Regions from separate parts of the Mus musculus genome. Here all the other regions are linked to region 3. The links are chromatin loops, found by intact Hi-C in ENCODE. Cell type or tissue: gastrocnemius. All regions are shown on one strand. Each heading gives the region's core, and the rest is flanking DNA. Links, peaks and the distances in the headings are about the cores only.

What was found. Peaks named below come from ENCODE experiments on the same cell type or tissue, not always from the same donor. Only the 100,000 strongest peaks of a DNase experiment are listed, where the experiment ranks them.
Region 1: a loop joins it to region 3, with 2.3 times the contacts of the local background. A loop is called at or near these places in 28 of 42 quality-filtered maps.
Region 2: it touches region 3 in a loop (2.5-fold over the local background); 16 of 42 quality-filtered maps call a loop at or near these places.
Region 4: it touches region 3 in a loop (7-fold over the local background); 15 of 42 quality-filtered maps call a loop at or near these places.
Region 5: a loop joins it to region 3, with 2.1 times the contacts of the local background. A loop is called at or near these places in 12 of 42 quality-filtered maps.

The regions. Positions count from the first base shown.
Region 1 is chr3:104,778,027-104,782,435 of GRCm38, forward strand. Ppm1j (protein phosphatase 1J) reads left to right here and starts at 3,030. Exons shown (of 10, transcript NM_027982.2): 1 at 3,030-3,383. The coding sequence starts at 3,061. It also overlaps a transcript of Tafa3 not described here. In gastrocnemius, for the core only: CTCF peaks have their summits at 2,128 (motif pointing left), 3,904 and 4,107; DNase peaks (open chromatin) are centred at 2,116, 3,042, 3,391 and 3,635; H3K4me3 peaks cover 1,892 bases; H3K27ac peaks cover 1,646 bases.
Region 2 is chr3:104,867,279-104,871,687 of GRCm38, forward strand. St7l (suppression of tumorigenicity 7-like) reads left to right here. Exons shown (of 14, transcript NM_153091.3): 2 at 746-828; 3 at 3,568-3,733. Among named protein-coding and RNA genes, the nearest start is that of St7l, 5.0 kb to the left of the region's middle. In gastrocnemius, for the core only: a CTCF peak has its summit at 2,521; no DNase peak of the experiment used is centred there.
Region 3 is chr3:104,966,111-104,970,519 of GRCm38, forward strand. No RefSeq gene overlaps it. Among named protein-coding and RNA genes, the nearest start is that of Wnt2b, 6.6 kb to the left of the region's middle. In gastrocnemius, for the core only: a CTCF peak has its summit at 2,072; a DNase peak (open chromatin) is centred at 2,025; H3K4me3 peaks cover 1,228 bases; H3K27ac peaks cover 1,281 bases.
Region 4 is chr3:104,711,961-104,716,369 of GRCm38, forward strand. No RefSeq gene overlaps it. Among named protein-coding and RNA genes, the nearest start is that of Gm34548, 34 kb to the left of the region's middle. In gastrocnemius, for the core only: CTCF peaks have their summits at 2,383 (motif pointing right) and 3,195 (motif pointing left); DNase peaks (open chromatin) are centred at 2,404 and 3,195; H3K4me3 peaks cover 713 bases.
Region 5 is chr3:104,885,219-104,889,627 of GRCm38, forward strand. It overlaps St7l (suppression of tumorigenicity 7-like), which reads left to right. Exons shown (of 14, transcript NM_153091.3): 7 at 4,068-4,222. Among named protein-coding and RNA genes, the nearest start is that of St7l, 23 kb to the left of the region's middle. In gastrocnemius, for the core only: no CTCF peak of the experiment used is centred there; no DNase peak of the experiment used is centred there.

The DNA of each region.
Region 1 (4,409 bases), core at 284-4,283, 190 kb before region 3:
CACAGCAGGGGTAGGGAGATGGGAAGGTAAGATTGCCTGAAAGTTTGAGGAAGTTTGGTCTGTATGGTTTACACAAGGTTCCAGACCTGCTAATGGCTACTTAGCCAGACCACATCTTCAAAGGAAAGAAAGAGAAAAGGAGGTGGTGTGTGTGTGTGTGTGTGTGTGTGTGTGTGTATAAAATCCAGTTCTTTGTTAGTACAATCAAGTGTTATTTAAGGTGCTTCCCAGGCACTAAAAGCAGACCACTGTATTAGAAGATTCTCAAGTTGCATAGTTTTTGGTTTTTTTTTCTTTGTTTTGTTTTGTTTGTTTGTTTGTTTGTTTTACCACAGGGGTTCCCGGCTGCCACCCGGGAAGGATAGTAAATACTTTCAACGGGCTGGAGAGATGGCTCAGCAACCACACGATGGCTCACAACCATCTGTACAGCTGCAGTGTACACATATACATAAAATAAATAAATAAATATTTAAAAAAATATACTTCCAGCACAGAAGTGCTGCCCTCCTGCGTGGGAGGACCAAGGGTAGTACCGGGGTGGAGAACCAGGCTGCAAGGTTTCACCAGGCATGAATGGCCCTGTGGATAATGGGTGTGACTCTCACCTTGGAAACCAAATCTGAGGTTTCTAGTATCTTCATCAGAAAGACAGTCAATAGTCCCAACAACAAAAATACGACAGGTTCATGTTTTGGGCTCATTAAACACTTGAGGGTAGAAGTGTGCTGTGACTCTGCCTCTTCCCAGCAGAGGTGTATGTACCTGTTAGAGTAAGGAAGGTTTGGGAACGTAATAGTGTGGGGGAAACAAAGAAGGACCCTGCTTCTGGATCCTGAGCATACAGCCCGGGACGGGGCGCTCCCTCTCTCTGGATCTCTCTTTCCAGGGTGCTGAGAATTGAATTCAGGTTATCAGGCTTGGCACTTTTGCCTGCTAAGCCATTCCCCCTACCTCTTTAAGACCAAGTCTCATTATGTAGCCTTGGCTAGTCTGGAATTTACTATGTACTCAGGCTAGCCACCAACTTGTGCTCATCCTGTCTCTACCTCTGCCTCCTAAGATTATAGATGTGTGCCACCATGTTTGTTCTGAGAATGCCCTCTTCCCGCCCCACCCCCTTCTCCTCTGTAATGGAGGAGTGTCATTCAGCTCCCAGCAGGGTAAGCATCTCACCAACTTTTCCTGCCTTCTTCCTCCTTGCTCTCACTGTACTGCCTCAGGGAGAGGGCCGGGAATGACTGAAGAGGTCTGATGGTCTAGGAATAGGAGAGGGGTTCAGATGCACGAGAGCCCTAGAGTTTGGTTATAGATGGGAGCCAGAGTGGTTCCAGAGTTCAGGGGAGCAGCTAGCATCCCTGTCCATGATCTGATACTGGAGTCCAGGGGTCAATAGACCCCAGTTCTGTGGCGTGGCCCATCTTTGCAGTCACACTGTGGATGCTGTGAAGAGCCCAGAAGCTGGGTGATGCCGAAAGGTGATAGATAAACTGACCCAGAAACACTGAATAATAAAACTAAAGCTTTTTTTTTTCTCTCTCTCCAGTCTTTGGCTTCCCACTGACATTATCAGACAGTTGGCTTCAGTTTTTCTCAGGAAGAAAACACTCATAGTGGCAGTATGCATGTTCTTTGCCCCTGGCTGCCTTTGAGTCTGATTTTATCAGTCCTCCCCACCTCTACCCTGGTGATTTCATTTTTCTCTGCCCTGCCCTTCCCCTACCCCCAAACACAGACCTAATTACAGCAAGTTTGTACTTTGAATGACCACTGTGTAATTTTTATTTAGAAGTGGTCGAGAAAGGCGGCACAGGTTAGCCCAGGATATGAACAGGATGCACATAGCTGGGTGCCTTGAGGTGGAGTCTCAGCTAAGAACAGGGAGTCGTGGTTCCCTCAAGGAAGGGCCTTGACTTCTGCTAAACTGTGTGTTGGGGATAGATGAAGGAGTGGATAGTGATCAACTCTCTAAGCCCAAGTATAAGGACAGAATTCTTTCTGAATCGGGTCAGTAATCCTTCCCTAGAGAGAAGACAGAGAAAAACAGCCCCTCTGTGTGAATCGTAGTGGGCTTTCCTGCGACCCACACACGCTTTTGGCCTGGCCTTTGTCTCCCCCTGGCGGTAGCCAGAGAACTTGCTCAGCATTGCTTTTCTGCTTGCAACCTCAGGGTGGAAATTTAGGAGTCCCGCTCCCCTCTGGGCCTTTTTCCTAGTCCAGAGAAGCCAGTATCTGTAGCAGGTTCTGACATGGGTATGAATCTCTAAGTGACTGCGTGAATCTTAGGCAAGTCTATAAAAGAACAGGAGACTGTCTACTCCTACTTCATCTGTAAAATGGGTGTAGCTTACCTTGCATCGTTTTGTATAGTGATCTAACAACTAGACCGTGCCTTATAGAGGGCCCAGTGTGGAGCAAGCCCTCAATAATCATATTTATTTACTATGTCGTTAACCTTACTAACTGGCCAGCAGACGTCTAAATATGGAGGTACGGTTCTGAGAAAGTGGGATGGAAGTGACAATTGTTCTTTCGAACGTGGAGGTGACCTTTAGGAAGAATAGTGCCTTCAGGCTGCCTGGCCTGGTTAGCACCGCGACTAGCACCAGTTCTCTCTGCTCTCGACTCTGCAGCCCTAACCCAAAGTGTTGTCACACCAAACCCTTCACACCCAAGAGGATGTTTCGCTCTGAAGTCATCAGCTCTATAATTCTCCATTCTGGCTGGCCCACCCCCAACCGAGCGCGAGGAGGCTGCCTCGCCCACCCTCGTCATAATGGGCAAATTCTAGCGGATTAAATCTAGCGGATGTCTAACCTACAGCATGGTTGAAATATTTCCTTCGTTCCGCTTCTTTCCCACAATAGACCCTTCCCCTTTGACACTCAGGCGGGACAAAGCAGGGATGCGGAGGCGAGGAGCGGGTGGAGCAGTTCCCGGGTAGCCTGGAGCCTGGGGAAGTTTGTTAAGGACCAGGAGTGGGCACCGCCCACCTGGAACCCTAGGGGCGGGGCCTCTCAGGGGGCGGGCCCACGGTCGAGGGCGGGGCACGGAGGCAGCATGCTAAACCGGGTGCGCTCAGCCGTGGCGCACCTGGTGAGCTCGGGTGGCACTTCTTCCCAGCGCTCCAAGTCCCCAGATCTGCCCAACGCTACCTCAGCGCCTCCCGCCGCCCAAGAAACACCTAAGAGTTCCCGGGAGAAGCCTGGGAACCAGGTCGGCGCGCCCCAGAAGACCGCGGAGACTACTGTGAGCTTCTCTCGACCCACCTTTCTGCAGCTGAGCCCCGGAGGGCTGCGGCGCGCCGACGACCACGCAGGCCGGGCTGTGCAAAGCCCCCCAGACACCGGCCGCCGCCTGCCCTGGAGCACAGGCTATGCCGAGTGAGCGCCCCGGGGCTCCCAGACGAGGATGGGACTCCCATTCTCCCGGGAGACGCATCCCGGCTTCAGGAACCATCCCAGGAACCTGCACCCCTCCCAGACATCCCCCGGACGGGGTGCAAATTCCACGACCTTCTTCAGGACCTTGTTCACCCTGCCCCTCGTCGACTCAGGACAGTCCCCACCCAGGGAGGGCGCAGGGAGCACCGCCGAGGATGAGTTGGCGGGTTCCAAGTCGCGGCCCGCGGTTCACAGGCTAGGGGAGGGGAGGTTTGAGAAGGACTAGTTCCTTTTGCCAGGGAGATCGCGGGTGGAAAGACTCGCTCATCCGCTTCCTGGCCCCAGCTCCCCAGTTCCCTGTCCTTCTTACCGGTCCCCTCCCCCTCCACACCCAGAAATAGCCCGCGACACCAGAAGGCCTCTGGCTTCCCGGGCGGGGGAGGGGTCCGCCCGCAGAGCACGACGGTTCCCTTTGGTTATGGGTGTGTAGACAGATAGGTGCCGGTAGAGATCAGCGTACTCTCAGAACCTGTATATTTTAAAATCATCTTCGGGGAAAGCCAAGCCAAGCCACCAGGGGAATGGGGGCACTGAGGTCGTGGAAGGAGGTGGTGGGTAGCCCCGCACCTCCTCATTAGCTTCTCCGTTGGAAGGGGTTTGTAGCTAAGAGATTCCTGCCCAGTCCAGGTGGGTCTACATACCCTATTTGGGCCGGAGCGCTTACCCACTCTTAAGAAAAACCGGAACTTTCACTGGGTCGTTTTAGGATGAGGGTTAATGTGTGCATGAAGGTGAAGGTGCCATGAATCACTGTCTGAGCTGGTTGAGACTGGAGGTGGGGTGTAGTATTTTGACCAGCAGGGGAGTAAAATTTACTGTTCCTGTTTGGCCACTCCCACCCCCACCCCCAGCACCACCTTCCGGAAAGTCTCCTTAGCCAAGGATGGAGGAACTGAGGCAGGCAGTTACTGTTGCGGGCCTTTCTATGAGGCTGTACGTTCTGCCGCCAGACAGTACTTCTTGCTG
Region 2 (4,409 bases), core at 286-4,285, 99 kb before region 3:
TTGCGAGCCTTCATGTGGTTGTTGGGAATTGAATTTTTAGGACCACTGCTCGCTCTGGTCAACTCCACTCTCTCAGTCTCTGCTTGCTCCAGCCCAAATATTTATTTATTATTATATATAGTACACTGTAGTTGTCTTCTGATACACCAGAAGAGGGCGTCAAATCTCATTATGGGTGGTTGTGAGTCACCATGTGGTTGCTAGGATTTGAACTCAGGACCTTAGGAAGAGCAGTCAATGCTCTTAACCCCTGAGCCATCTTGCCAGCCCCCACTTTTGTTTTAAGAACTTTTTCAAATTAATTTCACTTTAGGTATTAATGTTGACAGTTACTGACTTAGGGCAGTCAGCTTAGAATTTTTGAGCTTTGCAATAGTGGGAAAGCTGTCTGCATTCCATAGAACTTTTGGATTTTGATCTTTTCCCAAGCTAGCATTATGATCTCTATGGTACTGGGCAGCAACAGTAAGCCAGTGCTTCCCACTTGCATTCATACAAAGTGGAGAGTAGACAAGCAGTGCTATCCAGGACATTGTGTTGCTAAGTAATGGCAGCTGGAAGGTTAGTGATGTAGCTTACATTTTTTACCTGCAGTATTTTTAGTCTATAGGCTTATTTGAACATAGCCTCATCAGAGCCCAGGCTTCTTTACTGCTTACCTCCATCTGCTGAAACATACTTGCATGATTGCAATGGACTTAAAATTTGTACTTTGTAAAAACTTTAATGTTTTCTCTTTTAACAGTGACAGGGTTTTTAAGTTCACTGACACCCAAGTTCTATGTGGCACTTACAGGGACATCTTCTTTGATATCTGGACTAATATTTGTAAGTAGTTTCTATTTTCTTCACCTCTATTTTGATACTCATTTAAAAATTGTTTATATATTTACAAATCTATAAGTATTTGTTAGGATTTCCAAAATGTGTTTGATAGTGGGAAAAAGTTACTTAGAAACAAGTTTGAGAAATACCATGTTTCCTTGTCATCTTTTAGAGCGAGTGGTAGTATTTATTACATGTTAGGTTTCTTTTTGAGATAGGGTCTCATTATGTAGTCTAACCTGGCCTTGAACCCAAGGTGGTTCTCCTGCCTCTACCTCTGAGTGCTAGGATTACAGGGGTGAGTTACCATGCCCGACTTCATTTACTACATATTGAAAACTTGTATACAGAATGGTAGACGGCTCAGGTGAAGGTGCTTGCTGCCAAGGCTGACTGATGACTTGACACATGGTGGGAAGAGAGAACCAACTCCTGCAAGTCCTCTGATCACTACTCTTGTGTGCCTGCACACTCATAAACACATAAGTGTAATAATTAAAAACAAAAACCAAAATACCCTGCATACTGGAATCAGGGAGGGAGGGTTGGTTGAGATGGATTAGAAGTTTAATGATCAAAGCACCTACGTTATTATTTCAAAATGAATGAGGCCGGGGAGGGGGGGGTGCGGGGGGGGGGGGAGATGACGCGTAGTCAGTAAAATGCTTGCCCTGTAAACATGAAGGCCTGCCTTCAGGTCTCCAGCACTCAGGTAAAGGTGAGGAATGCTTGCACGCCTGGCATTCCAGCTCTGGGAGCTGGAACTCGCTGGCCAGCTAGACCAGCCAAACAAATGAGTTCCAGGTTTAGTGACTGAAGAGACCCGTGACCTTCACACACATGTGCATTACACATGCACAAGTATGTAAACATCAGTCCTTCACGTGGAAATTAATGTCATGGGTTATTCTATAACTACTGTTATCAAATTTTTCCACTTTTCAAATGGTTTCAAGAGAATCTGAATGTACAGAATTTATTACTTTATAAACAGGATCTCTTGTAAGCTAGTTGGCTTGAACTTATTCTGTAGTCCAGGTGGCCTTGACTGCCTGGCCCTCTTCCTTTGCTATATAAGTATTCCCCCATCATGTCCAGTTTATGCAGTGCTGAGACTGGAACTTAGGACCTGTGTATACTAGGTAAGCACCTAACAACTGACTTACATCTCCAGCCCCTGAATATACAGGTTTTATATATAATCTTGCAACATTTTAATTTTGACAGCACTGGGCAGACTGTAACTTATGTCTGGGACTTAGCATTCACTCATTCTAAGCCCCAAGTGTTTCAAAACGCAGAGCTTTTAGTTTGTGTTTATGAGTATTTTGTATTTCTGTAAATACAATGAAGTAAATATCCTGCATATCTGTTATGGGAAGATAATAGTACTCATTTCACAGGACTGGAGGAACCTAAATGAGATAATACATGTAGAAGTTTGTAATGTGAAGGTTCAGGGAACACTTACTGACTGTTGGCTGTTATTCTGTGAAGTCACACAATGAAGGACCACATTTGACTTTAACTCAATTTTTCCTTCAATACTGCTTTCCATTTAAAAAATATTTTAAAAATATGTTCTTCATTAACATCTCTAGGTTCTAGTGTTTCTTATTGTATACTTTGAGAAAATTCCTCTACAGATAATAGTATTAAATATTTATCATGCCATTTTTTTCCTGTTCTTTTTTCTCATCTGTAGGTGGTGCTGTACAGCTTTAGTAGAAATTGCAATATTTCTTTGACATTTTTATTTTTTGTTTGTGATTTTTTTGTTTTGTTTTCTTTTGATTTTTTGAGACAGAGTTTTTCTGTGTAGCTTTGGTTGTCCTGGAACTCACTATGTAGACCAGGCTGGCCTTGAACTCAGAGATCCACCTGCCTTTGCCTCTTGAGTACTAGGGTTAAAGGCGTGGGCAACCACCACCACTACCCGGGTCTTTGGCCTTTTCTAGTCGTTGAGATAAAGTTTCAAAATACAGAGAGTTTAGTTTGTGTTTATAAGTAAGCCACAGAAATACAATAAAACAAATATCTGATGTTCAGATAGTTCAACCTGGGGAAGAACTTGTCTCAGCGATGTTAATAGCATTGCTGAATATAGACCAGTGCTTTGGTTCAGGAAGGATTCTTATTAGGATTCTTATTAGTTCAGTTTACTAGGTAAGGGAACTGAGGCTCTGAGATATTAGAGGTTAATTGGCTTGCCCAGTACAGTTAATAAATAGGGGATCTGGTGTGAAGCTTGGAAGCTTGATCCTAGTTTAATAGTACTTGCTTTAGTTTTGAATTGTGCTGCAGATAGAATCAAATGACAATGAGAGGGGGAAAAGGTCTGCTATAGATTAGATACTCTTCCTTCTTTATTGACACTTCCCACTTTGTAGCTTGTGCTGGCCTGGAATTTATGATCCTCCTGCCTCAGTGTGCTAAGAGTCGAGACTAGAGGCAGGTGTTATCACATCTGACTCACTCTTAGTATTCTTTAATGCCTTTCAGCATGTGTAGAGTGTAGCCTAAGCTTGCCTAAACCTCATGACAAATCTGTAAGAAGGGTATTTCACTTTTACATGGCATCTGTATTTAGGGAATCTTGGGTTTGGGGGTTTTCTTCTGCTCATTCCCTCACCCACCCAAGAGCAGATTGTGCATGTAAAGTGCTGAACTGAATAAGAACACCTCTTCAATTTGTATTTATGAATTGCATTTTAAGTGAAAAATTGTTTCTCTTTATTACAGATATTTGAATGGTGGTACTTCCATAAGCATGGTACATCTTTTATTGAACAAGTGTCCATAAGCCATTTGCGGCCACTGATGGGAGGAACAGAGAGTAGCATTTCAGAGCCGGGCTCTCCTGCCAACAGCAGAGAAAGTGAAACCCTCAGACACCACCATCTATCAGGTGTTTGGTTTTTTGTTTTTGTTTTTGGTATTTCCAGAGTGGTATAGATTGATTTCATTACAGAGGATACAAAAATCAGTCTCAAAACAATAAAGCAGTTTGTGTGTTTATGCCCCCATCACATGTAATGATAGTAGGATATAGGGGCTTAGGGAGGTGATCAGATTATAAAGGTAGAACCCTCATGGATAGAATTAATGTCCTAAGGAAAGATACTCCAGAGAGCTATTTATTCTTGTCACTTTATGAGGAAATAATAAGAAAGTGCCATTTACAAACTAGGCATTAAAACTGCTAGCTCCTTGAACGTGGATTTTTCCAGCCTCTAAAACAATAAGAAATACATCTCTGTTGTTCTTGTCATTGTAGTTCAAATAGGATAAGACACAGAGATAACCTTCCTTCCTGTAAATGCAAGTAAGCCATGGCTGGTGTAGAGCACAGATATCCTCAAAGTCTCAGACCCCTTCTATGTAGCCTGTTATCCCAGACTCAATTGTTTGTTTATTTATAGAGAGTTTCATTATATAGCCCTGACTGACCTGGCATTCTCCCTGTATTCTAAACTGGTCTCAGACTCAGAGAGATCCTTCTGCTTCTGCCTCCAGAGTGTTGAGATTAGAGGAGTGCACCACAATGCCCAGCCAGTGGGCAGTTTTTAACCTGTGGCCCAAGG
Region 3 (4,409 bases), core at 192-4,191:
TCTTGCCTGATGTCTGTTCTAGGCCCCAGGCTGATCCGGATGTTAGATTGCTCCCAGTGAGCCCAAATCCGCAGACCCACTGTCACCCCCTCTCACATGACCTTCCTCAGCTCTCAGGCTTTCTCCCCATCTCCTCTCTGGGGTACCATTCTCTCAAGCTTGTGATTCCGTGTCTAGCCCTAGCCCGCTTTCTAGCTTTGTTTCCTGGTCTCACTGGTCTGGCTTTTATTTCTGTCTAGATATTTGTCTGCCCCTCTTTCTCAGTTCTGCCACTTGGCTATCTCCTGGTTGGCCTTCTGTCTGTCTCTGTCTCCCTATTCCTCTGTCGGTCTCTCCCTTGCCCCCTTCTCTTCAGAGAGAGGGGAGAGACAGACAGACAGACAGACAGACAGACAGACAGAGACAGAGACAGAGGGAGAAAGGGAGAGAGAGGGATGCACAGTTGTGACCCATGTTCTTCTTTCTTTTCTCTCTCGTCTCCATCTGTTTCTCGGTGTCTGGCTTTCTGACTCTCTCCAGGACCTGCCTCTATACGTTCTCTGGTGCATGACTTTATTCTACCCTCAGCTCCTGCAGTACAAGGGCCAGAAAAGATTTAAAAACAAAATGCTTCCTACCTTCAACTCAATGCAGAACTTAGGCACTATTTACAATACTGTAAGTCACTTCCCCACGTTGGGCCTCAGTTTCCCCACACTGGGACTAGAGTAGATGGAGAGGATGGAGAGCAACTTTCTGCTGTGGAACGTCCTCTGTCTTTATCTCTTCTTCCTTTAGCATACGCCATCCTGTTATGCCCAAGGCCTCTGCCTCTGCTTCTAAATTTGACCCTGAAGCCTGGACTCGAGCGTCTTAAGGACGCCAATGGGGAGAGTCCCTGTTAGTGTCAGCCAGCAAGGCCCTCAAAGCAAGATTCGTCACTACTCCACTCCCTTAAACATCAGTGTAGACAGGGTCCCTTTCTGGGGCCATGTCTGGGATACAAACCAGATTAGCTCATCTCTCTAATCCTCTTTGTGCTGGAGCCTCTGCCAGGCAAGGACACCCACAGTGCCGTGTGTGTGTGTGTGTGTGTGTGTGTGTGTGTGTGTGTGTGTGTGCGTATTTGTGTGTGTGTATGTGTGTGTGTGTGTGTGTGTGTGTGTGTGTGTGTGTGTGTTCTTGGAAAGGCAGGGCACACAAGGTTCTCTCCTCTGGACCCCCTCCTTCGAGTAAAGGCCAAGTCAGCAAGCCTCCCTGTGTTTAAAAAAAAAAAAAAAAAAAAAGGCTGAGGTTTGAGCCAAGCTTGCCTCCCACCTCCATTCCAGTCTCTTCTGCAGGCTTTCCAGAACTGGATTATGCATTTCAGCTATTCCCCTGTTCCCGAACAGTCCAGAATCTACCCCTCTTCAACGCATATCTCACGGCCTAATTGTGTGTACTTTTCGGTCATTTTAGGACTTGGCAATCCCTTCTTGAAAAGCCCAGAACTTGCAGAAGGACATAGGGAACGTGGGGGAGGGGTGGGGTGGGGATCAGGCTGGCCCTCGGCATTGCACTTCAAATTGGAAGCCTCCAACCAAGTCCCTGAATTTTCCTTGGAGAGATCTCTCTGGGCTGATAAGATCAAAGCATTCCCTCTGCCAAATCATTACCTTATTTTCGAGGCAATTACAGAACTTATTGTATCAATTAGCCAGGTCTCCAGCTGCAGCTGTTTATCGCTGGCTTTTAGTTCGCTGGCTAAGGGTCTGCCCTGCCGAGAAAGCCGGACCGAGGAAAGCGAGAGAAGGGCGGCGTCTGGGCCGGGAAGGCCCGGTTGCTCTCTGTGGGAATGGTCGGCGGAGGGCGGGAGGGCGTCCAGGGGAGTGGAGCCCGCGGACCACTCTCGCCGCCATCCCTCTGTTCTAGGCGTCACAACGCACGGACGTGGCCCAGAGAGACGCCGCAGACCCAGGGGTGAGGCAGGTCGCCGGGGTCGGGCGAGGCCGGGGCTCCGCGGGGACCCGACTGAGCGAGCCCAGACGCCCAGTCCTTTGCAACGCTCGCGGCCGGCTGGAATGCACCCCGTGCGCAGGGCGCCCCGCCGTGGCGTTTTCTGGAAAGACAGAGGGCCGAGTTTCATTTTGGGGATCCCTGGGTTTCAGATAGGTCTGGACACAGAGAAGGGAGATATTTCCAAGAGTGGAAGAGTGTGACGTTCAGGGATTCCACCAGGACCGCAGCGCCTAGAACCAAACGTACCTGAAACCAGCATGGGTAAGGAATCCCTGGACGTCCTCAGACTTTTTGATCTTAGAAACACAAATATTACCGAGGTTCCTCCAGAGGGCTTCTTTTGTTTAGGTGAATTACTGTCACTCACGGTCACTGGAGTAACAGAAACACAGGGACCAACTGATAAAGTCCCTGATGGCCAGCCGAGGAGGCCATGAGCAACAACATAAAAACATTTCTTGATAGTAATCCAAAGAATAAAACAAATATCCACGAGTCTGAACTAATATAAATAAACAACTGAACAAATAAATAAATGGGGAAAGGACAAGTCTCCCATGTAGGAAGACTTCCAAGAAACTTATGTAGACACTGCACACTCAGCGACACGAAGTATGATTCTAATCCTTAAGTGTGCGCTGCACATTCTGACATCTTCCTAACACACACAACACAGCTATGGTGTGGGGAAGGGAAATGGAATTTACCATGGGAGAAACCTGACAAATACTTTAGCCGGGGCATCAGGCTCAACATTATTGGAGTCAGGGCAATAGTTTTTGCCCCAATGACAAAAATAACACTTAAGTCTCTTGTTGCTACAGAGCAACAGGACCACATTTGTTGCTAGAGAAATGGTAAAATGGCCCAGTGAGTTGGGAAGGCAGCTCAGGGATGTCATAGGAAATGCTATATACTCTTACCGCGTAACGAAATAATTGCACCCATTCACTGGGATGGCCACATAAAATCCTGCACACAGAGGCTGATAGCTACTCTCTCCATAACTGTCAGGATGGGGGAGCAACTGACATGCCCTTCAGAGATGAATGGAGACGTGAGCTGTGCATACAGAGAATGGAATGTTTTTAGTGATAAAATGAGCTATGAGGCCTGGAGGAGCTTCCCCTGTATATCACTAGCAGAGAGAAGTGGACCTGAGAAGCTGTGGCTCCGACTGCATTTCTGACAAAAGGCAAAACCACGGGAATGATAGGGTCAGGATTCCTTCCTCTGGGACCCCTTTTTGTAATCCCAGTGTCATGAGAAACCAGGAGAAAAATATCGGACAAATCCATCCGAGGAATTTATCTATCTATCTATCTATCTATCTATCTATCTATCTATCTATCTATTTATTTATTTATTTTCGAGACAGGTTCTTGCTGTGCAATCCAGGCTGGCCTTGAACTCTCAACCCTTCCACCTCAGTCCACCACAGGCTGGGGTTATTGATATGCATCATTACATCCTGCTGAAAATAATTTCCTTATTTGTTTCTTTTTGTAATATGCTAGGGATAGTATTTCCAGAATGGAGCCTAAAAAATAATGAGGACATTAGGAGGAAATAGAAGAAATCTATTTATTTATTTGAAATGAGCAAGTTGGTGAGATTGCTCAGCAGGCAAAGATGTCTACTACCAAGCCATATGGTAGAAGAAAGTGACTCTCAAAAGTTGTCCTTTGACTGCCACATGTATATCATGGCACAGGGACACACACACACTCTGGATAGATAGACAAATGATAGGTAGGTAGGTAGATAGATAGATAGATAGATAGATAGATAGATAGATAGATAGAAACAAAACTAACAATAACATCTGGCTTGAAGCTGAGTGTGGTAGTGCATGCTTTTAATTCATGCTCTGAAGGGAGAGACAGGTGGAGTTCTGTGACAGGTGGAATTCTGTAAGTTCAAGGCCAGACTGGTCTATAAAGTGAATTTGAGGGTGTTGCAGAGAGATCCTGTCTCATAAAACCAAAAAATAAAAAATAAAAAATAAAATTAAACCTGGCTTGGTGGTATAGTCCTAGCACTTGGGAGGTAAAGGCAGAAGGGTCAGGAATTCAAGGTCATCCTCAGCTACATAAAGATACTTAGTCCAGCCTGGGTTAAATGACACATTTGTGTAGGCATAATGTTTTTGTACATTGTATAAATTTTATCTTTGCATTATTCAAATGCTGATTTCTCTGACCTCATATCTGGTTTCAATCCAGACTCAGCATTGTAATGCTTATACCAAGAATTTCCTGTCTCAAGTTTGTGTAAACAGTTCTTACCATTTATTCTCTGCTTTGTCAATAATTGCTGATCACCCAATAGCTGGGAAGAATAGAGAATAGGGCGGGACTTCCGCCAACCAGAGGAAGGAGAAGGGAGAAGGGGAGAATCAGATCCCTCAGGAGGATGGAATTTGGAACCAT
Region 4 (4,409 bases), core at 258-4,257, 250 kb before region 3:
TCCTGGGTTCTATAAGAAAGCAGGCTGAGCAAGTCAGAGGAAGCAAGCAAATAAACAGCACCTTCCATGGCCTCTGCATCAGCTCCTGCCTCCAAGTTCATGCTCTGTTTGAGCTCCTGACTTCTCTCTGTGATGAACAGTAATGTGGAAGCTAAGCCAAATATACCCTTTCCTCCCCAAGTCGCTTCTGGTCTTGGTGTTTCATCGCAGCAATTGAAACCCTAACTTGGACAACCTCCACCTTTGTTTTCTTACCATGTTCCTGCTCCCCTCTCTTTGGAAAAATGGAAAGAAACAAACTGAGCATATTTTAAATTCTGATCTCCATCATTCTTAGCAGAGCATTAATTAATTGCTTATCCATGGTAATGAAGAGCTAATTACCTAGTGTAGAAAGAAGAAAGGAAACATGAGTATGAATTTTCATCTGGGCTCCCGTGTGACGGAAATGAGAATGAGCTGCTTGTGCTTGGAGCTGACCATCAGTGATTAAAGGAAGAGCTACGGTCTGTTCATGGGCCGCATCTTAGGACTGGGAGGAGGAAGGGACAAGGTAGGCTTAGCCATCTCCTCTTAGGCAGACACAGGGATTAAGAAAGCTGGAACACGGGCTGGAAAGGTAGCTCAGTGGTTAAAAGCACTGACTGCTCTTACAGTGTGCTTAGGATCAATTCTCAGCACCCACATGGCAAATCATAGCTGCCTATATAACTCCAGTTCCAGTGGATTTAGTGCCCTCTTCTGGCCTCCATCAGTTTTTGCACACACATGGCTTATGAAAACACACACATGTACACAATAGATAAACAAAACAAAGAACCCACCCCCCCACACACACACACAAAGATCCCTGCCTAATGACCTTTCTTGCTTTGGCTCACTGCCATTAAAGTGTCACATTGGAACTGTGATTCCAACTATGATGCTCTGCAGACTGCAGAAAGGCCTTCTAGGAATGCAGGACACATTCCCAGCTGCAGAGGGTACTGCCAGCGCTTCCCAGGCTGATGTGCATATGATGACAGATCAACAGGTCACGCTGGTTCCTGAGTTCCCTGCAAAGTCACCTGGGGCTGGGGTCTAGATTACACCAGCTTTGTCTGCTCTTTAAAAAAAATTGTTAATTATTTTACGTGCATGCACATTTTGCCTATATGTGTGTCTGTGTACTATGTGCCTGCCAGGTACTCAGAGAGACCAGGGGAGAGTGTCAGATCCCCTAGAAGTGGGCTTACAGATGGTTATAAGGCTCAAGTGGATTCTGGGAATTAAACCCAGGTCCCCTGGAAGAGCAGCCAGAGCACTTAACCAATGTGTCATCTCTCCAGACCCTTTTCTTTGCTCTGACCCTATGGATGGTGACTACTAGTGACTAGTAGTTTGATGTTCTTGCCTTGACTTCTCCACAACGATGTACACACTGATGATATAAACTCTAACCTGGAATTGACTTTCTCCCCTAAGTTGCTTTTTATTAGAGTGTTGGCTACAGCAGCAGAAATAACTCTAGGTCATGGCCCCGTCCTCTTCCAACATAACCTTAGGAACCAACTGTTCTGACCTTTGGAGGTTCTTCTACTGCTCAGCTTCTCTGTCGGCAGAGACAGCAAAGGCTTCCCTCAGGACAGACCAGGTCCAGAGTAAGGTGAGGGTAGTCTCTGGCTTCCAGATGCCTTCATTGTCCTTGGACACGTTAAAATGTCCCCATTGAGGCACAGGGAGAAAGGCCAAATAAAGTGCTTGCCTTGCATCAGGACCTGAGTTTGGTCTCCAGAACTCAAGTGAACAAGCCTGGTGTGGCGGTGCAGTTGGAATCCCTGTGCTGGGGGGTGGGAAAAAGTCTGTCCTTGGGGTTTGCCTGTCAACCAGCCAAACTACCTAAGAATTCCAGGCCAGTGAGAGAGACCCTGTCTCAAAAAACCAAAGTGGATATCACCTAAGGAATGACACCTGAGCTTGTCCTCCGGCTTCCACACCTATGTGCACACACATGCATGCACACCTGTACACACATATGCACACCTGCTCACACACATATGCACAGTCATACACGAGCGCACACAAATGGCACTGCACTAAGTCCTAGATGATGGAGTCATTGACTCACAGTAGAGGGGTCACCCAACACCTGAGCACTGTTTCTGTAAGCAGCCTGGTTTCTATGGGCTCTCTTGCTGGGTCTCCTTCAAATGTGTCCTCAGCTTGATGCTGGATGTCTCTTAAAACAGCTGTGGTCTCTGAGCTCAGGACCAACTCACTGAGATTGTGTTAGCCCATGTGATTCAGGAAAGGCCAGTGCGCTGTTAATTAAATAGTCATCTCCAGGGACTCAGGATGACACTTCTCTGGCCAAGCTGGCTGATTCCTGCTATTGCTCCAGTCACCGGTAGATGGCACTGTTCTCCCACAACAGATGCCTGCTCCCGCCTAGCTGGCCAGGCTCACCAAAGCTGTCAGCCCTATGATTCCTTGGAGACAGAGACACCCCGTTCCATGATGCCAGCTGTGGACTGTCACTGAGGCTGCGCTCATGGTGCATTTGAAGACCCTCACCAAGAAGATGTCACTAAGAAGAAGCTAAGCACTGGCAAGAAGCTAGGTCTTGGGGGTCCAGTCCCTGCACACACCTGTGTGGTTTGTCTTTCTGACAAGGAAGAGCTGCTTTTGGACTCTAAAAGCCCAATTTCTGCTGCCCCAAGAGATGGCAGTGCCATTTCTAACCCCAGGTGAGCCCGTGCAGTCCAGCAGGGTGTCTGGCAGGAAAGCAGAGGCCAGGACCCTTTCCCGTTCTGGTAGCTACACTGGGTTCCCGGATCTCCAGGGGCTTCTTGGACCTAACGGCTAATACGAGAACTGAGAGGTGAATGGAGAGCTCAGGTCATGGGAAACAGCACGCCTTTCCCTGGGATAGGCTCAGTCTCTGGATGGGGTGGCAGGCTGTGCGGGGAGGGAGGGGATCTAGGTCCCAGGCACCAGCTGTGACACAGCCCTGTGTCCTTAGGCAAATAATTTAAAGTTTCTGAATCTCAGAGAAAAGCAAGGGAGTCATATTCCATTTGAGACGCTCTTCTAACGCCCTGCTGTGGGAGACATGGGAACAGAGCAGATTCAAACTGCAGCAGGAGAGGTTCAAGCTAGATCTGTGAAAAACATCCAGGCTGAGCAATGTAGTGATGAACTGGGACAGGGAACCCTGCCAACTCCACAGTGCCACCTACAGGCTGGAGGACTGAAAAGGAAAGACCAGGCCATGATGTCAGCTGCAGTTCTGGACGTGCAGAGTAACACCAGAGGGTTGGCCTCTAGGAGATAGGATGAGGGTGTAGCAAGAAAAGAGTAGCCCAGGGGTTGTTGGGTATGACGCTCCTCCCTCACTGCGCTTACGGGTTAGAAGCTTGGTTTTCAATGTGGTGATGTTAAGAGGAGATCAGGTAGGAAGAATTTAGACCATTTGGGGTGCTGTCCTGAGAAGGGATTAAAGCAATTCTTGTGGGGTTATGAGAGAGTCATTACTGAAAAGCAAATCTGCCCTCTCTCTAGTCTCCATTTTGCCTTGTGAGGTCCCTCTCTCCTTTCTCTCCTCCCTCTTAGGATGCTATCTACTGCGATATGGAGTCGGAAGTATCTCATCAGAGACTAAATAGATGGAGTTACCAAATCTTGGAGTTTAAGCCTCCAGAACTGTGAGCTAAATAGACCTATTTTCTTAACAAAACATCCAGGCTCATGGATTTCATTACAGTGATAGAAAACAAGCCAGAAGATCCCCATAGAGCAAAGTAAGCAGGCATGCTGAAGGCTAAAGAAAAAAAATTGTTCTCATCTGGAACTTAGCTTTTTTTTTTTTTTTTCCAGTTGGGTCCAGAAGCCAGGAGGGAGCAGAGAGGAGGACAGGATGGTGGACTTGTCCAGGCTGCAACCAACAAACATGTACCAAAAAGATGCAGAGAATCAGGATTTCCAGCCCGGCCTGAACTCTACTGAGCCACATACCACAGAGCATATCCTCCTGTGGACCTTGGAGACTCCCGAAACCGTATCTCCATCCTGACTCTTTAATAGTCCCCACCCTACCCCATATTTCTCAGGAATCTACAGTAACCAGCAGTTTCTGGGTGATCCACAAAAAAAGCCTCTCCAGGTCTTTGAGGGAACCATAACTCTTCCCTGGGCTGAGAGGTGAGGGCGGGGCTGAGTCTCTGCATGGTTAAGGTGACACCTGTGGGTGCTGGGTTAGCCCAGCTCCAGCGTCAGGGAAGGAGGGATGAAACTCCTTCCTGAGAGCCTCTTGGCCCCACAATTAGCTGAATAAAGGTTTGATACATTCAGCAAGTGTTAGCAGAGAAGAGCCCCAGGCAGGGCAGGGGTTGTTTCCTAGGACCCAGGCCGAGGGGATGACCATGACCGAG
Region 5 (4,409 bases), core at 181-4,180, 81 kb before region 3:
TCATGGAAATGTCTACAAAAAATTCTGAACTTTTTTTCTCAATAGACTTCAAAGCATATGATCCTGCGTTCACTACTTCTGTGTAACATGTTATTAGAAATCCTAACACAGGCAGGTGAGCAAGAAAGGAAAAAAATGTGTCTGCTTTTGAAAGGAAGAAGTAAATTGTCTCTTCATAGGTGATGTGATCATATGTCTAGAAAACTGTAAGGAATTCACACAGCTAGACACCTATCCATGCTTATAAATTAGGTTTAAAATGTATGAATAAAAAGTTAGCTTCATTCTAAATAGTTGTGATAACACAGCCCCATTTACAGTGGCAGGAAGTATATGACAGTACATAGGAGTAACTTTAGCTAAAAAGTGTACGACTTGCACACTGATAACTAGAAAAGCAGCTGGAGAGAAAGGCCTGCTGACCTGAGCTCGACCCCAGAACCTAGGAAGGAGCGAGCTGACTTCCAGCAGTCACCTCCTCACTTCCGAACACACGTGATGGCATATGTGTGCCCACACTTACACACTCAAAGTAATCTTTAAAAACTTTGAAAACCCACAAAACATTGTTCAAATGGTTAAAATAGCAAGACCTAAACAAGTGGGAAGGAATCTTCTGTTCATGTATTATACAAATTAAATATCATTGACTTAAATGTCAGTGCTCCCCTAAATCAGTCTACATATTTAATGTAACCCCTGTTAAAATTACAATTCCTGGTTCTAGACATATGATTCAGTGGTTAAAAGTACTGGCTGTTTTTCCAGAGGACCCTGGTTTGGTTCTCAGCACTCACATGGCAGCTCACAATTATCTGATGCCACTTTCTGGGGCTCCAATACCCTCTATTGGTGTCCATGGGGATTGCATGCATGTAGTACTTAAGACATACATGCAGGCAAAACACTCATACATTAAAAAAATAATTAAAATTGTAGTTACCAATTTTGCAGAAATGGGCAAGCTGGTCTTATCATTTGTGTGCTATAGCAAGGGACTCTAAGCAGCCAAAAACAATCCTAGAGCAATATTAGAAGACTCAAGTTTTCCAATTTTAAACTTACTACAAAACTAGATGGCTAAACCATAAGGTTAGACAACTAGCCTGATGGATTCCAACTGGGAATCTGTACATAAGCTCATGTCTGTGGGCTCTCAGTGGATTTTTGATGGAGATGCCAAAGCAGTTCAGTGGAGGAAAAGATGATTTTAGTAAAAGATACTGAAACAATTGGATAATGACATCTACAGGTTGGAAATTGTACCCCGCTCCCTCACGTATGCATATCAATCAACTAAAAATTAACTAGACTATAAACACCTGTAAGAGAACATGGGGTGGGTTAGGGATGTATGTTGGTGGTAGAGCTCTTTCTCTGAAAAAGAGTGTGGGACAAAGAGAAGAGAAGGGGAGAGAGTGGGGCAGGGAGGACAGGAGAGAAAAGATGGGGCAGTCTTATGCCCCCAGATTTTCTGATGGTTAACAGACAAGACAATAAAGACACAAGCAATATGGTAAACCATGTCTCATTACCACAAAAGCCTCTTTGCACTAAAGGACTCTATTAGAGAGGTGATGTGTGACTGTCGGTGGGGAGCCATGAGAGACAGTAGAATTGCTAAATAACTATGGCACTTTTGGGGATGGCAAACATGCTTCATGTACCAGCTACAGTTGCAGGACCTTGAGAATATATTAAACGTTTCTGAATTCTCCAATTGAAAATGTATTACACTGATGGGTATACAAGATGGCTCCTCTGGTAAAGGTACAATTCCCAGAAACCACGTGGTGGAAAGAGGAAGCCAAATCCTACAAGTTGTCCCCTGACCTCTACATGTGTGCTGTGGTGTACACATAGGCACACATAATAAACAAATACAAAATACGTACATGAAAAACATAAAAATTTACACTGATGTGTAAATTTGACCCCAGTTTATGATAAAAGAAAGTCATTAGGTATGTATAGGACTAATTTTTTGTAATAACATCCTTATTCAAGAATATAAGGCAGAATTGCCAAGGAACATATAATGTAATTTGTTGTGGTTTTTGGTGGTACTGGGGGTAGAACCCAGGTCCTTGCACATGCCAGACAAGTGCTCTAGCCTCGAGCTACTTTTTCAGCCCTTTTTTCCCCACTTTCTGAGACAGAATCTTACTGATCTGCCCAGGATTATAGGCCTGTACCCAGAACTGGCTTGTTATGTTAGGAGTTGAGGATGTATCTTAATGATAGGCATTGCCTACCATGTGAGTTCCTGAGTTTTATTCCCAGCACCACAAAACAAAGTAATAAATTATGTTGATATTTAAGATTCTATTTCATCAATTTTATCTATCAAGGTCTTTACAAAAGTGGTGTTTTGTTTTGTTTTGCAGTGCTGGGATCGAACCCAGGGCCTCAAGCGTGCTAGGCAAGTGCTCTACCACTGTGCTATATCCCCAGCCTTACAAAAATATTTCTTTCCTGCTTATTTAAAAGTGTTTATACACATATTTGATGATAGGTGTTGTGACGTAAATCTGTAATCACCAGCACTTAGAAAGCTGAATCAGGAGAACGAGAGTTCAAGGCTAGCCTGGGCTGCATAGTGTAATTCTGTTGCGAACAACAACAAAAATTTGAAATTGTTTTGGGTATGGCAAATAAAAAAGTGTTTAAACCAATAGTGTATCTAATGTTTTATAAAAATCTAATGTAATACATTGGAGAAATGTGTTGATTAATAAAATTATTATATATATCAATTTAAAATGCTATCTGAAAAATGTCTCAGTAGTGCAGTTTACATTTTCATATCTGAAAGGCCTTCTTGACCCTAACTGAGGGAATGGCTAAATTGTTATTATTGTTAATCAGTAATAGACAGTATCTTGTCATAGAGCGCAAAGTACATGGTACTCCTGTATAGTCAAAGCTGTCCACAAACTCAAGGGCCTCCTGCCTCAGGGTTCTGAATATTGGGATTATAGATGTGATGATAGCTACTCCAATCACTAAATTTTGTGCATTCCCTTACATTTTTTGTCAATAATCTCTGATTAATTGGAATGTGTGAACTATATATGTAGCTTTTTAGATTTCCAGTAGCCATATTTAAAAAGTTAAAAAGGAAATTAGTTTGAGTGTTTTATTATTAATAGTCAAAATATAAAATGATGAGGTATTTTAGATTTTTCTCGGTCTTTTAAGTTTGATATGTTCTAGCATGCCATATCAGTTTAGGTTAACCACATTTCAAGTGTTCAGTCACTGCTTATGGCTACTGACTTAAATGCTGGACTGGGCAGGCTTGGACAAGCAGGACGAATACATCATCTTCAAACCAAATGTTCTGGTGATTTATCTGAATGGAAGGGAAACTTTTTGTTTTCTTTCTTAAACAAAGCCAAGAATCAGTTTATTTTATTGGCCAGCTGTTGACTTTAAAGATACAAACAAAAATCTCTGTGTTTTTAGCAGGGTGAAGAGAAGGAAGCTTGGGGTAAACATGGGTGTGTGGTTGAGTGTTGGTGTATGAGAGGGAGGCCTGGAATACAGACTTGTGTGGGTAAGCCTGTGAGAGACCGCAGACAGCACTTGGGTAGAGAAGTGTAGGACTGTTTCTGATCACATACAAAGGGTCTCTACTTAGCCCAGGGAGTCTTCCCAGTCTGCACTCCCATAGATGCTACTGTGAGACGGACATTACAGAGCAGGCAGTAGCTTAGAGCAAGTGTGACCCGTGGGGGTGTGGTTCTTACAACTATTTTTTAAAGCAACTTTTTGGGTATCTTTTTCTCCCTCTTCCACAAAATCAAAGCAGAGGGTCAGAGAGCAGAGATAGAAATAAAAAGGACAGAAAATAAAGAGTGGATAAAACATTGTGGAGTTGGCTATAATGAATATACTAGTGCACCACTGGTGAGTTGACATACTGAGTGATGTTTTATTTTTTTCTCAAAGATGGAAAGTATAGGTAGGGATAAGGGAAGCATGCCATAGCCAGAGGCCTGTGCAAGAGAAAAGTGGGCTTCACCCGTCCTTAATGTTGCCTTGCTTGCTTGCTTGCTTTATAGCTGTGCCACTGCCTACGTCCTACTGGCCGAAGAAGAAGCAACAACCATTGTAGATGCTGAAAGGTTGTTTAAACAGGCACTCAGGGCAGGAGAGATAATTTATAGACGGTCACAGCAATGCCAGCACCAGAGCCCTCAGCATGAAGCTCAACTGAGTAAGCACATTTAAACTGCCTATTCCTCCTTTCCCCTTTTGGTTTCTCAAGGTGTTAACCTCCGATTTGCCATGTAGGTGAGGATGGTCCAGAACTGATCTTCCTCCTAAGCTGGAATTCTTAGGCATGTGCCACCAGGCCCAGGGTTTGTCTTTAAGTTCTGAACTTGCATCTCTTGTGTTTACAG